Linked DNA regions of Homo sapiens: region 1 is linked to region 2. A link is a contact called in ENCODE Hi-C data. All regions are on one chromosome and are shown on one strand. The core of a region is the stretch at or near the end of the contact, and the rest is flanking DNA. Distances in the headings are between cores, read along the strand shown. Region 1 holds the start of DEPDC1B (DEP domain containing 1B). Region 2 holds the start of PDE4D-AS1 (PDE4D antisense RNA 1).

Region 1 (6,214 bases), core at 462-2,961, 1.7 Mb before region 2:
AGGGCTCCCCCTCATACACACACACATCAGGAATGTCAGGCAGCCATCAGGTGATGGTCAGGTGGTTGTTAATTGTCTCTCTAAAATAATAGTTGGTCACAGCCGGCACCAGGGAAAGGCAGTCTCCTAATAGAAAACACTTGAACTGTTGATCAGCAGCTTCCCGATAAGATCTTAGGAGTTGGGCAAGTGGGCTCAAGTATGCGCCTGTGGACAGCTCACTCTAAGGGAAGAATCAGGAGAGAAGTAATGCAAAGCCCCAAAAGCAAGACCCCAGAAGTATGCCAACGTATAAAACCCCAGGTCAAAAGGTCAAACTACGCACTAGATCTCTCAAGTCACTGGCTTGGCCCTCTTCCAAGTGTACTTCCTTTCATTCAAAGCTTTTTAATAAACTTCACTTCTGTTCTAATACTTGCCTTGGTCTCTCCTTTTGCCTTATGCCCCTCAGTCGAACTCTTTCTTCTGAGGAGTCAAGAATTGAGGTTGCTGCAGATCTGTAGGAATTCACTGCCTGTAACATACTTTGGGGCCGTGTCTCGGATATGGGCAGCTGCTAACATATTTTGGTGCCCTGTGACTCGAGTTAACTTCCACAGCTCACAAAGGCAGTAACATTTTCTAGGGAGTCACTAGAAGATATATGTAAAAAATCTCCTATATCTCCTAGTGGAAGATAGGGTTACTTCGTTAAGAATGTTTATTCAGGTCCACTGCAGCCTTCAATTCCAAGCCTTTGGTGATAAAGGCTATTTTCTCACCGTGGTAGGGAGAGGATGCCCATCCCAGAGAAATCTTTGTGGCCTGCTGCATCGAAGAGGCAGGTCAGCTTGCCCTTTCTGAAACTACCATTTCTCCAATGTTTTCCGCTCGAAATAATCAATATACCAATTAGGCATATTTTGGAATGGCACACCTTCACTCCTTCAACGTCTTGTCCTGGGTACTTACCGAGATGACCAAATTTGAGTAGGTGTACAGAGTCCTAAGTATATGGAGTTACTTCATTTGTCCCTCTGAAAGATTGCAAATCGGACTAGCAATTCCCAGGGGGAAAATTCTAAGCAGTCAAAAAAGGACTCACAACCCTATTGCCGAGGACTAAAAGTATCAGCCCAATACAAAACATAGAACTCAAATTAAAGGGGAAAAGACTATCATGAGAACAAACAGAAGAGGAATCGGGGCTCCCTTCCCGCTCTTTATTGCCCTTAACACACTGTCTACGCTCCTTGTGCTCTCTATCCCGTTTTTAAATGTCCCTACACTGGTAAAAGCTGTCGCCTCGCTTCATTTCACTACCGCTTCTCCCAGCGTTAGCAGCACCTCCAGGCTCACAGTGCACTTGGTAGGGAGGACAGGTATTTATCCACGCGGCCCAAAGCTGGGTTTCGGTCGCTGGATAACACCTATTATTGACCCTTTTGTAGAGATAGCGTTGCGTGTGTTTGTGTTGCGCGGACGCAGAAATCTGGGAAGGGCGCTGCACAGCGTTTTCCAGCGCTGGGGAGACGCCCCCGGCCCCTTAGTCGCACCTGCCTAGGTGTGCTCGCACGGTGGGACCAGGGTGGGCAACAGATTTCGCCCCGGGCAAGTTCGCACGCGGAGCTCCCAGCGCCGCGGGTCTCGGAGAAGACGCCTGCCTCCCCGCGCATTTCCGGTGACGTGCTGCCGCGCCGCCCAATCAGCGCCCGCAGCCCGCGGGCTTGGGATTCAAACTGCTGCTCCTCCGGCTGGCGGGGATCAGCGCTGGCGCGGCTGCGGCCGCTGCTGCCTACGCGCCATGGAGCATCGCATCGTGGGGCCCGGGCCGTACCGAGCTACCAGGCTGGTGAGTGAGTGTGCTGGGGCCTGGGCGGAGCACCCGGTGCCGCGAGCCCCCACTCAGCGCGCGGACAGAGTGCTTGTCAGTCTTCGCTTCCGCAGGCCAGCGGGGCTCGGGTGTGGAGCATTTCAGCTGGGACTACTGGGGCTGCCTTTTAGTGGACGAGCCTCAAAGAAAGGCTAACGGGGCCCAGAGCTCAGCCGGCCGGGGGTTAGTGCAGCTTTGTCCATGAGATGTTGACTGGGTTCTCGGCAGTAGATGGCGCCTCTCTGTTTAAAGACCCCAAGACCAGGCTGTTCCCTGCCTTTTGTCCTCTGGAATCTAACCGACCCGGTCGGTAACCTGAGGGGCCACCACGTACCCCGTAACGCTCAGCGTTCGCGGCAGTCCAGGCAGGGCGTGTCTCCTTCCTGAGTGACACCTGATGATACCTGACGGGGTATTCGAATAAACGGTGCCCAGAACAGAGGGGCATCGCGCTGGCCGCATTTCCGGCCCCTGGCGTTTCTGTTTCTGTCAGCACCGATCCAGATGAAGAGCTGGCCAGGACAGATGTTTTAGGAGAGTCTTTGCCGACTCTGAGTTCCTGTTTTTTTTTTTTTTTTTTTCTGGGAGAAAAGCTTTGGTATTGAGGTGTACTTGGTCTGCTTTGACTTGGAACAATAAAGGGTGACAGTTTGGTAATGTCTGTGGCAAGTTTTTAGAGGACTTTCTGTGGAAGTGTAATGGTAATTTGGGAGGACAGTAACTTGCTCCTTGGTCTGCCGACCTCTCTGGCCACATTTAACATGGGAATTACTCTCATAGTTCCATGCATTATAATGAATACACAGGAAAAGATGGGAACTAACATCCAAACTCTTACTCAGCTAGACTCATGGAAGAGGTGAGGATGCTGGGATACAGATAATGTAAATAGAGTTTCCTTTTCTTTCCAAAGCCAGCCACACACTATACCAGTAAGTCAAGCCAGAGCTGAGAAGGCCAGCTTCTGGAAGAGAAATCATAGTTGGGGCTGATGGGTCTTTACTTTTTAAATTTGGCTCATAGATCGCTTTGAGAATCTGATGAAGATTAAGGATCTTCTTCACAGAAAACTGCACATGGCACATACTCATGAAATTTTACATGATTTAAGGGGATGGATCGCTTGAGGTCAGGAGTTCGAGACCAGCCTGGCCAACACAGCAAAACCCCGTCTGTACTAAAAATACAAAAATTAGCTGGGCATGGTGGCATGCGCCTATAGTCTCAGCTACTCAGGAGGCTGAGGCAGGAGAATCTCTTGAACCTGGGAGGCAGAGGTTGCAGTGAGCTGAGATCGCGCCATTGCACTCCAGCCTGGGCAACGAGCGAAACTCCATCTCAAAAAAAAAAAAAAATAATAAGGAGATTGGGAGAGTCTGTGACATTGTTTTATTTGGCATAAAGACAAGCATTTTATTTGCTCATCCTTTGGATCAGTAATCTGGGCTAGACTCATGTCAATGGTTCTTTTGTGGAGGTCACTCATGTGCCACAAATAATGTGACTTGGCTATTACTGGATGATGGAAGATGGCTGCTTGACTTGGTCCTGGCTGTTACCTGGGCCAGATATCTCTAACAGGTTATCGGAGGCATCTTCACGTAGTGGTCTCATGGTTCCAACGTAGCTAAAAGGAAGTTTCAGCTTGTGACTTTTTCTTCAAATCTCATTGGTCAAAGCAAGTTAAACAGCTAAATCCAGATTCTAGAAATTCAACTCCACTTCTTGATGGGCAGGGTGGCAAAGCCACAGAGGTGCATGTGGAGAGGATGGGAAGAATCATTGCACTCATCTTTGCGAACACTCTATACAGTATAGACACCAGAATGATCTGGGGTCAAGAATATTGATAAGTCTAACTTTAGGGAGGAAAATAAGGCATTTGATCATTCCCTTCACCAATTTATTTACAGCACTTACACAAGGAAAACATAGCAAGGCTGTGGTTCTTGACGTGACTAGTCTTCATTCTTCCTGCATTAGACTAAAAAAAAAATACCTCATAATTGGAATTGTATTTTAGTCTCATATTCACAGAATTGTATGAGGTACTTCTTTTCATGGATGCAGAGGGTCCATATATAGATAGTGCTGGATTCTTGAGTCACATTAAAATATTATCAAAGGAATTTGTTTAATTAAAAAAAGGTGCTCTCTGCTCTCTAGAAGTCTTCAGTCCCTAACAAATAATATTCAGGCTAAATTTAGGTTGATTAAGTTAAGAAGATAAATGACATGGATAATTAATGAAACAAACACCTCAGTTTCACCAGAATTTCCCAGGTAATCAATTCAGTTCTCAACTTCATAGTGTTTGAGGAACATAATATTAAACTAAGATGTGGAAAACAGAAAACAATAGCCAATTTTTTTTTTCAAAAGTGAGTATTCCTGCTGTCAGTGATTGCAGCCAACATTGAAGATGCTTCTTTCCATTGTAAAGTCTGTAATTGTTTCCCCAGTGTAATTCAGCTGTGACTTAAAGCTTTTGCTAGGTAAATCATATATTTAATAGTTTGAGACTAGTCCTCTTTTTACTTGTTGGACCTAGTTGGCCTTTCCTCCCTCTATCTGCAGCATACAATTTCTCCCTTTTCCCATCATGCTCATTCTAAACTTTCTTCAGGGGAAGCTTGGTAAAAATCTATTGGGATACAAAAACTAGGCCTTTATTTTCTCCTTTCATGGCTCACTTTACTTTCTCAAAGCATGTACAGCTTTAGAAAAAGCTCTTTGGTGCTTTTTCTAAAGCACCAAAGTCTTATTTGAAAATAACATTTTGTGGATTAGGTAAAATGTTATGACAAAAGTCAAATGACAGCCCCAACTCATGATAAATGTGAAGCTAGTTATCCATTTATACATTTTCACTGAAATAACTTTCATCTTTGTAAACTTGGTATAAATAGTTCATTCAAGTAGAGAGAAAAATTTTTTTTCTAGAAACTGCTTAAATCTTTGAACTTATTCTGAGTTATATATATGGTCTGATGCAACTGATAAATTTTAAAAGACATACAGCTTTCATTGAATCTGAGAGTTAGAATGGCAAGATCACACAACGAGGTTGTGGCAAGTGCAAGTAGATCTAGGAGTGGTTGTCACTGAACTCCCAGACCAGTCAGTTTTCTTTATAGCACCGCTATCATAATATTTTTGGTACTAAGAAGAAATGAAATGGAATATCCTGGAGAAAAGAACAGGATGCACAGCAGTAGGTGTATGTCTTATAGTTTGCCTCATCATGTTAAGAAAAAACAATTGTGTGATTTTATTTTTTCCTGAGAAACTAGGGGACTGAAATTAATAAGTAGAGCAAAACAAAAAGTGTTTTAAAATCATAAAACAAATCTGTTTTGTTCCATTTGTTGTAAAGATTCTCTTCAAATATAATGTCATGAAAAAAAAACTCAAGCTCTTTCTTGTTATTTATTGACAGAGGATATTTTGTTTCCAAAAGTGACTGAGAATGGTATATTGTTAGATTATTTAAAGATACTTATTTTTCTTTCTGAGCAGAGTAGCCAAATAACCCCTTAGTTATATTTGGAAATAAGTGGGAACAGAGACCAAAGTGACCTCAGTAGGCTTTAAAAAATCTAAAGTATTTCATATATTAAGGAAATATAACCCATAATGATAAATGCCATTCAAAATCAAAATGAGTAAATTCAAAAGTCTATTTATAAATGCTCTTTTTAAAAGGGGCAATGAGACTTTGATAAAGATGTTTTATTAGACATTTTCTAGTATGAAATAAAAGTCAGTAGCAATAGAGCAGTTAATCCATTCTGAATCCTAATGGATTTTTTTTTCCTGTGTGGGAGAATGCAATGAATTGAAAGCTCATGCTGAAGAGTAAAATTCTGAGAACTGAAAAAAGTTTTCCCTCACAAAAAGAAATGAACTTCACAAAAAGAAATTTTCACGCTGGGTGCGGTGGCTCATGCCTGTGATCTCAGCACTTTGGGAGGCCGAGGCGGGTGGATCACGAGGTCAGGAGATCAAGACCATCCTGGCCAACATGGTGAAACCCCGTCTCAACTAAAAATACAAAAATTAGCTGGGTGTGGTGGCACATGCCTGTAATCCCAGCTACTTGGGAGGCTGAGGCAGGAGAATCACTTGAACCAGGGCGTCGGAGGTTGCAGTCAGCCGAGATCACGCCACTGCACTCCAGCCTGGGCACCAGAGCGAGACTCTGTCTCAAAAAAAATAAAAAAAGAAAGAAGTTTTCACATTCCCTTACAAAGAAGACAGGGGCCTTGTCCTACCAGGGATTTATACTTGGTATTAATTGACTGTAATGACAACTGTATGGTATTACACAGGAACAGATAGTCGCTCAGTGGGATAGAAACA
Region 2 (6,351 bases), core at 366-2,865:
TTATTCAGTAAAATGAAAATGATTGTGTTAGAGCCATAGGCGAAAGTATTGTTTGTGATCTTTAGGGTGTGGGGTTACAATGGACTTCCTATATTTGTGTGTAATGCTTCAATTTTTATAACAAGCATGTAATATTTTTTACATTCTTAGAATTGGGGAAGCTATACAGAGCAGGTATTTTATATTTACCATTTAAAATTATTAATATCTTTAAGCTTGTTAAGGGGGAAAAAAAAGCTTCAATCTGAAACTTTAATTCACCTGGCAAGGTTTAGGCAGTTGTTTGTCCATCTAAAGTATATATTTACATAGACTGCGGGGTGGAGGAAGTAGAACAAAAAAGAGGCAAATTTTAACCTAGAGTACTCAAAGTGAACAGTAAATAGTTCAAGTATTCTTGATAACAATAAGCCACGTGGCACATGTAACAACTACTTTAAAAGTTACTCTAACTTTTACAAAGTTCACATAAAAAGCTATCTCAAAAATCCCAGGAGCCTAAATTCAGTCCATGAACTTTATTTGTTGTGCCATGTTAATTTATGGAGTCTAAATTTCAAGGGCAGAATTTCTTCTCCAATACCTGTAGATTCAAAGACAAAGACAAGGGATCCCACCACTTAGTGTAAGTTTCTCAGTATCTTCTTTCCACTCGACAATGACAAAGTTTTATCAAATGGACCCTTGGGAGTTTGACTTCTCCTCACTATGAATGGTTTGCTTATTGCATGCTAATGTAGAAAAGTTCTCCCACAACTGATCTGCTTAGGGACAGTGTCCCTGGTGCCCTGGGTCAGCCTTTGTAAACAGAACAGGCTTTTCTGTATGCCTTTGAATATGGTCTTTCCGTTTTCTCAAAATTGTAGTGTACTCTGCACATGGTGGGTAGAAACACCCTTCCAGATTTTCTTCCTTGGCCCAAGATCATCTAGGTCTTATGCAATTCACAGGGGAAAGGAGTAGTATGCAGGACATGCGTAAATTCTCCTTACCATGTGGTTCTTTCACATTGCTGTTCCTTTAAGAGAACTCTTAGGCAATTCGGCATATGAAAATGCAGCCTATTGTCAAATTTGTGAATTATAAAGCGTTCCGACCCCACAACATTGTATATTTTGTTTGCTTGTTTCTGTCCGCCCCAACATTTAGAAGTCTGGTACTTAGTAGGGACTGGGCTGGGTAGAAAAAGAATGCGGTCTTAATTCCCACAACCCTGCCTCCTTGAAGTAGGTGAATCCTAAGCCTTTAGAAACGAACCCCCAGAAACCCTAAAACTTAAACCCTCAGAAACCTTGAGGGTCCTAAATAACCTTGTTTGTGAAACTTCGCAGGAAGCAGCCGGTCGTGGAGTCGCAGAGGCTCCAGCGGTCTGGGCAACCTGGAGGGCAGTGGCTCGGCGGGGCGCGCGGGGTTCTAGCGAGACAGGTGCGCGGCCGTGCGCGCCTGCGTGCCGGTCCCTCCTGAGCCCCGCGGCGGGCGCGACCCCGGACGGCGGACTGCAGGCGCTCCACGCCGGGTTTTCCGCCGCTCTCCTAGCACAGACAGTCCCACAGCAGCCCCACAGACACACACGCTCGCGCCCGCGCCTCCTCGTCTGCACTTCAAAGCGAGTGGCGCCCGGCTGCGCCGGGGGGATGGCACTGCGAGGTGGCGGGGCCCCCGGGGCAGAGCTCGAGGGGAAGGACGCGGCGGGTGGCACGGACAGGGACAGGCTTTTGCAATTCGGAATCTTTTCGTAAGGGGGTTGAGGAGGAGCCAGGCAGCGCCGAGGGCCGAGAGGGGCGTGAGGGGGAGTGTTCCCGGAAAGCTGCGGCGTTGGAGCCGCGCTGCGCCTGCCGCCCGAGGAGTTGAGAAAGAAAACAGGAAACGTGGTGGCCGCGCACCCGGCCGCGGCTGATTCATTCACTTCAAGTGCCGTGCAGAAGGCTCGGCAGGCGGGGCGGGCGTGGGGCCGCGGCTCCGGGTTGGGGACCGAGGAGATCCGGCTGTGGACCAGACGCTCCTCTGCGGGGCGGGCACCCAAGCGCGCTCGCCACCCCCTCGCCATCCGCTAGAGCCGGGCTCCTGGACTGGGACTCGGGCCCGCCGCACAGTTGAAAAGTCGCATAGTGGTTTTTCCGCTCGCGTCGCTGTGTGAAAGTTGGCTCGCCGCTCTTTGCACGCCCTCCCTGGAGGCCGACCCGAGACGCCAAGCTGGAGAGACCGTGCCTCCCCGAGGCCGGCCGCCCCGCGAGCACAGCCTCCGCCCCCGTTGCACTGCCGGGCTGGGCAATATGAAGGAGCAGCCCTCATGTGCCGGCACCGGGCATCCGAGCATGGCGGGGTATGGCAGGATGGCCCCCTTTGAACTCGCTAGCGGACCCGTGAAGCGCTTGAGAACTGAGTCCCCCTTTCCCTGTCTCTTCGCAGAGGAGGCCTACCAGAAACTGGCCAGCGAGACCCTGGAGGAGCTGGACTGGTGTCTGGACCAGCTAGAGACCCTACAGACCAGGCACTCCGTCAGTGAGATGGCCTCCAACAAGGTAAGCCCCGGTTCTGCTGTCACTGGTGCCCCCAGGCTGCTGATTCCCATGCCGGCGAGCCACTGGTACCCATAGCCCCGGGAAATAAATTGAGAGGTTTTTTAGGCTTACTGCATGTTGGCTATTCTGCTCCTTAGAGGGAGGTTCCTGTTTCCTTGCTTTGCCTCCCCTAGTCACGCCAGATAAACATTTTCCAAAAGCAATTTGACGTGCTAAATTTAAGTATCTCCCAAGACACAGGGTTCCTAAGTAACACTGAGCCCTTGCAGCAGAAACCCAGTAGGGTCCATGGGCATTGCATGTTTAAAGGTGTTCTTGGGATTCCCGGTTGAAAATAAGAATTGGTGGATGTCTGTGAAATCACTTGAATGTCACCACCTAGGGCACTCAAACTCAGAAGAGTTCATCGAACTTGGAACCTTCACCCTAATTCATCTAGTTGTCAGGGTACCCCGCAAGAACTGAGCCTTTATATATTCAGTTGGCCATACATATCCGCAGGAAACATTAACAGAGTTAGAAGGTTCCTTATGATCATTACTTTTGTTTCCATTAATCTTGGAAAGAAAGCCCAGTTTTTTGAGGTCATTTAGTACAAGGAGGCTTCAACTAGGCATCTGTGCCATATGTGCTAAGGTGCTGGTCTTGGCAGTTAATGGAGTTTTGAGGGCTGAGAAGTAACCTTCAGCCTGGGACAGCCTTAAAATAGCACGGAAGGCAAGGTATAGTGTTTTCAGTTTTGCTGTATTTTTTGGATTTCCTGTTCTTTTTGTCTTTAGTTATGCAAGGAGATAATTGGAATTGTGTATGTTTTTAGTGGCTATTTGCCTGTGCATGTCGTATGCAGATGGCTGAAGGATTCAGCCAGTAAGGACTGGTAATGTTGTGAGACAATTAGTAATAGTTGCCTCGTCAAGATATTTAAGTATTTTTGGCCACCTATTTACAAGGTCAAGAAGGTTATATTATCTTACAGTTCATCTATGTGCACATATCTTTAAATGAGTGATGCTTTTTTTTTTCTACCTTTCTATGGTTTTTATCCCACCTGTTCTCATGCAGTTTTTACAAAAAGGCCACGGCATAACAGCCACTTGATTGTCTTATCTATTAACAGTGCTTTTGTAGGTAGCATTGTCAAGTGAAAAGTTGGCTTCAAATAAATAAAAGGGGCTCTGTAGACACGGCCAGCAGATACTAACCTACCCATATGCACACTGACCTACCCATGTCCACACTGATGATCAATTTTTTTGTCATTTGTGCCTCATTTCTAAATTTGGCACAGCTCCTCATCAGAATGACCAATTATTGCTCTCTTACTGGGACTTTTACCCCCTGCTGTAGCATTAGGCACCTTTATTCTCATCTGAGTAACAAATTCTTAGTTTTATAAAATATAGTTTGTTTTCATAATTTGATTCTCAATAGCAGTAGACATATGCTGAATATGTCCAGTGTCCTAACTGCTAAATGGGAGCACTTTGCCATGGGCCTGAGTTCTTAATTCTATTGTGTGGTTGATTCTGTGTAAGAAAATGAAGAGCAGAATCAAAAGCCACTTAGCAATGTGCAAGCATTAGTGTATATTTTCAAGGTGATTCGACAGTAGTTTTTCAGCTAAATGAATTTGAGCAGCTAGTTACTTTCCCTAAAATCCATATTCTTAATGTTGAGATCTATGTTTGGATTTAAAACTGAATGTGAAATTTAATAATGTATTGTAAATGACTTCAGCTGTCAAGGAATTAATCTATACGTTAAGATTTAAAAATTTTTTAGGTCATAATAATTGCCTAAAATGATTCCTTTCTTTTAAAGGCACCAGATAAGACAGGGATTTAAAAAAAAAATCTTTATTATGAAGGCCCCAGATTAGACTTTGAGTTAATTTACAGGTTTAATAGGAGAGGTTGGTCTGTTTGGTTAAAATGAAATCTAGGTAAAGTGAGAAGATAATTTTTTCAAAATGTAGTCATTCTAGCAATGTTTATGTCTTGTGGCTGAAAAATTAGGATATTTTTTCCTAGCCCACGACAGAGCTGAATTGAAAAATTATTGCTGTCACACTAATTTTTAACATTAAACTTAGCTCAGCTTAAGCTGTTGCTTAAACTTTTAATGTCCAAGCCATTCGTGTCTTCTTTAACTTATTTATTTCTAAATCAGTGCTAAGCTTACATGACTGTTATAGACAAAAAAGGGTTAGCACAGAAAGAAAAAAAAGCTCTTGCTAAAGGTTGTAAAGTTACCCTTCTTCTTCATAACAAGGGCATGAATAAGCCACATCCACAAAAGCTGTAAACTGAGTTGGAGCAGCTGATCGGAAGGCCCCTGTGAGTGTTGCCACACCTTCAGTCTGAACTGGAAATGTGTACAGCTTGCATCATCTCCACTCAGTTATTTGATATTTCTTGAGTATGAATGAATGAGTCAGAAACATTGCTTTTCAGTTGTTAGTTTTATTACCATCCATTCTTTTTACATACACGTGTTCAAACTGATATTTTCAGTTTATTCTCCTTTAGCCTTTGAAAAATTATGACAGTTTTCTGTGTTCTCTCTTGAGGTTTTAAAAAATTTACTCTAATAGATTGAAAAGCACAATAAAAACACTAGTAAGAGATCAGGATTTTTAAATGGTGATAGAGAATACTTATTATGGAGATGGATTTAGGTATTAGGAAGGAGGAAACTGATTCCTCAAACCCATTTAACAAACTGGGTTAACACATTATTTCTGTTTCTTAGACTTCTCAATAAAAGGCATCTTAGCCAATTAGCAGCTTTTAAATGATGCTCTAGGAGCAACTAGCTGTATTTCCTGTATTGGTATTATATATGTTTCTTGCTTGTTGATGGCATTGAAGCAGGAAAATTATTGAATTCTTGGCCAAGGCTAGGGTTGGCTGTAACACATGTAGGATGCTTGTACCAAGTAGGGTAAGAGATTCCAGATGGCATTTAATTTGAGTGATTAAATCTATGGCATTTACCCTTATAAGCACATTAATCTGCCTGAGATTTGTACAGATTTCCTTTGGAACCTCATTGCTACAATTGAGGGTAATTTTAGTGAGGTCTCAAAGCTTTGGAGGCAGGCAAACCTGGAAGTTGAATTATGGTTTTGTTTCTTGCTAATGGAGTTACATTAGAGAAATGACTTCAATTTTTTTTAGCTTCAGTTTCCTTAGCATACAATGGGCACCATAATAACTATCTTGAAAAGTCAGTGTAAGAGTTCCAAAGAATATATACAAAAGAGCTAGCTAATATAGTATCTGACAATAGTAGGCACTGTATCTGTTGTTATTGCTATTATTTGGGTTTTAGGTCAAACTTCATTGGTTGCCTACGTGGCTAAAATGTCTTTTTACCATTCGGTTGTAATTTATACCAGACACTTCAAGTTTGATGGATTTTTATAATTCTTAGATAACTGTCTATAGCGCACATTTCTGTATCATAAAAATGCTTAAATTATATTTACAGTTTTTGTGGTATAATACAGACATGAACATTCTGAAGTTCTAATTAGAAGTTTAGGCTTTTCTTAAATTCCAGTTACAGAATGCCAGACAGAAGAGCTAACTAAGTACTTTTCCTGTTTTACTCTAAAACTGAAAATGCAGACCTTACTAATTTTTAGAACATGTGAAATGTAATAAGGGTTAGTGGTCAATGTGCCTTTTCAGTAAAACACCTTTTAAGCAGAATAGTTTCACCATGTTTTTGGTTACCTTTCTCTCATGGAAAGTATATTGAGGATGGGAGTCAGTAGAGAGGAGAGCAGGACAGCGGCCTGGGCCTCAGGGCTTTCAAGGATTAT

What was found. A loop is a pair of places that touch in the nucleus more often than their neighbours do. Pooled maps may share reads with other maps.
Region 1: a pooled map shows a loop between it and region 2 (11-fold over the local background). The contact joins the promoter of DEPDC1B here to the promoter of PDE4D-AS1 in region 2. A Hi-C loop is called at or near these places in 5 of 50 pooled maps.

Annotation. Positions count from the first base shown.
Region 1 is chr5:60,695,663-60,701,876 of GRCh38, reverse strand. DEPDC1B (DEP domain containing 1B) reads left to right here and starts at 1,711. Exons shown (of 11, transcript NM_018369.3): 1 at 1,711-1,831. The coding sequence starts at 1,784. LOC124900982 (a long non-coding RNA gene) reads right to left here and starts at 1,637. Exons shown (of 2, transcript XR_007058779.1): 1 at 1,536-1,637; 2 at 1-223.
Region 2 is chr5:59,035,030-59,041,380 of GRCh38, reverse strand. It overlaps PDE4D-AS1 (PDE4D antisense RNA 1), which reads right to left and starts at 1,615. Exons shown (of 2, transcript NR_198970.1): 1 at 1,311-1,615. It overlaps PDE4D (phosphodiesterase 4D), which reads left to right. Exons shown (of 15, transcript NM_001104631.2): 6 at 2,410-2,522. RefSeq lists a silencer at 2,177-2,246.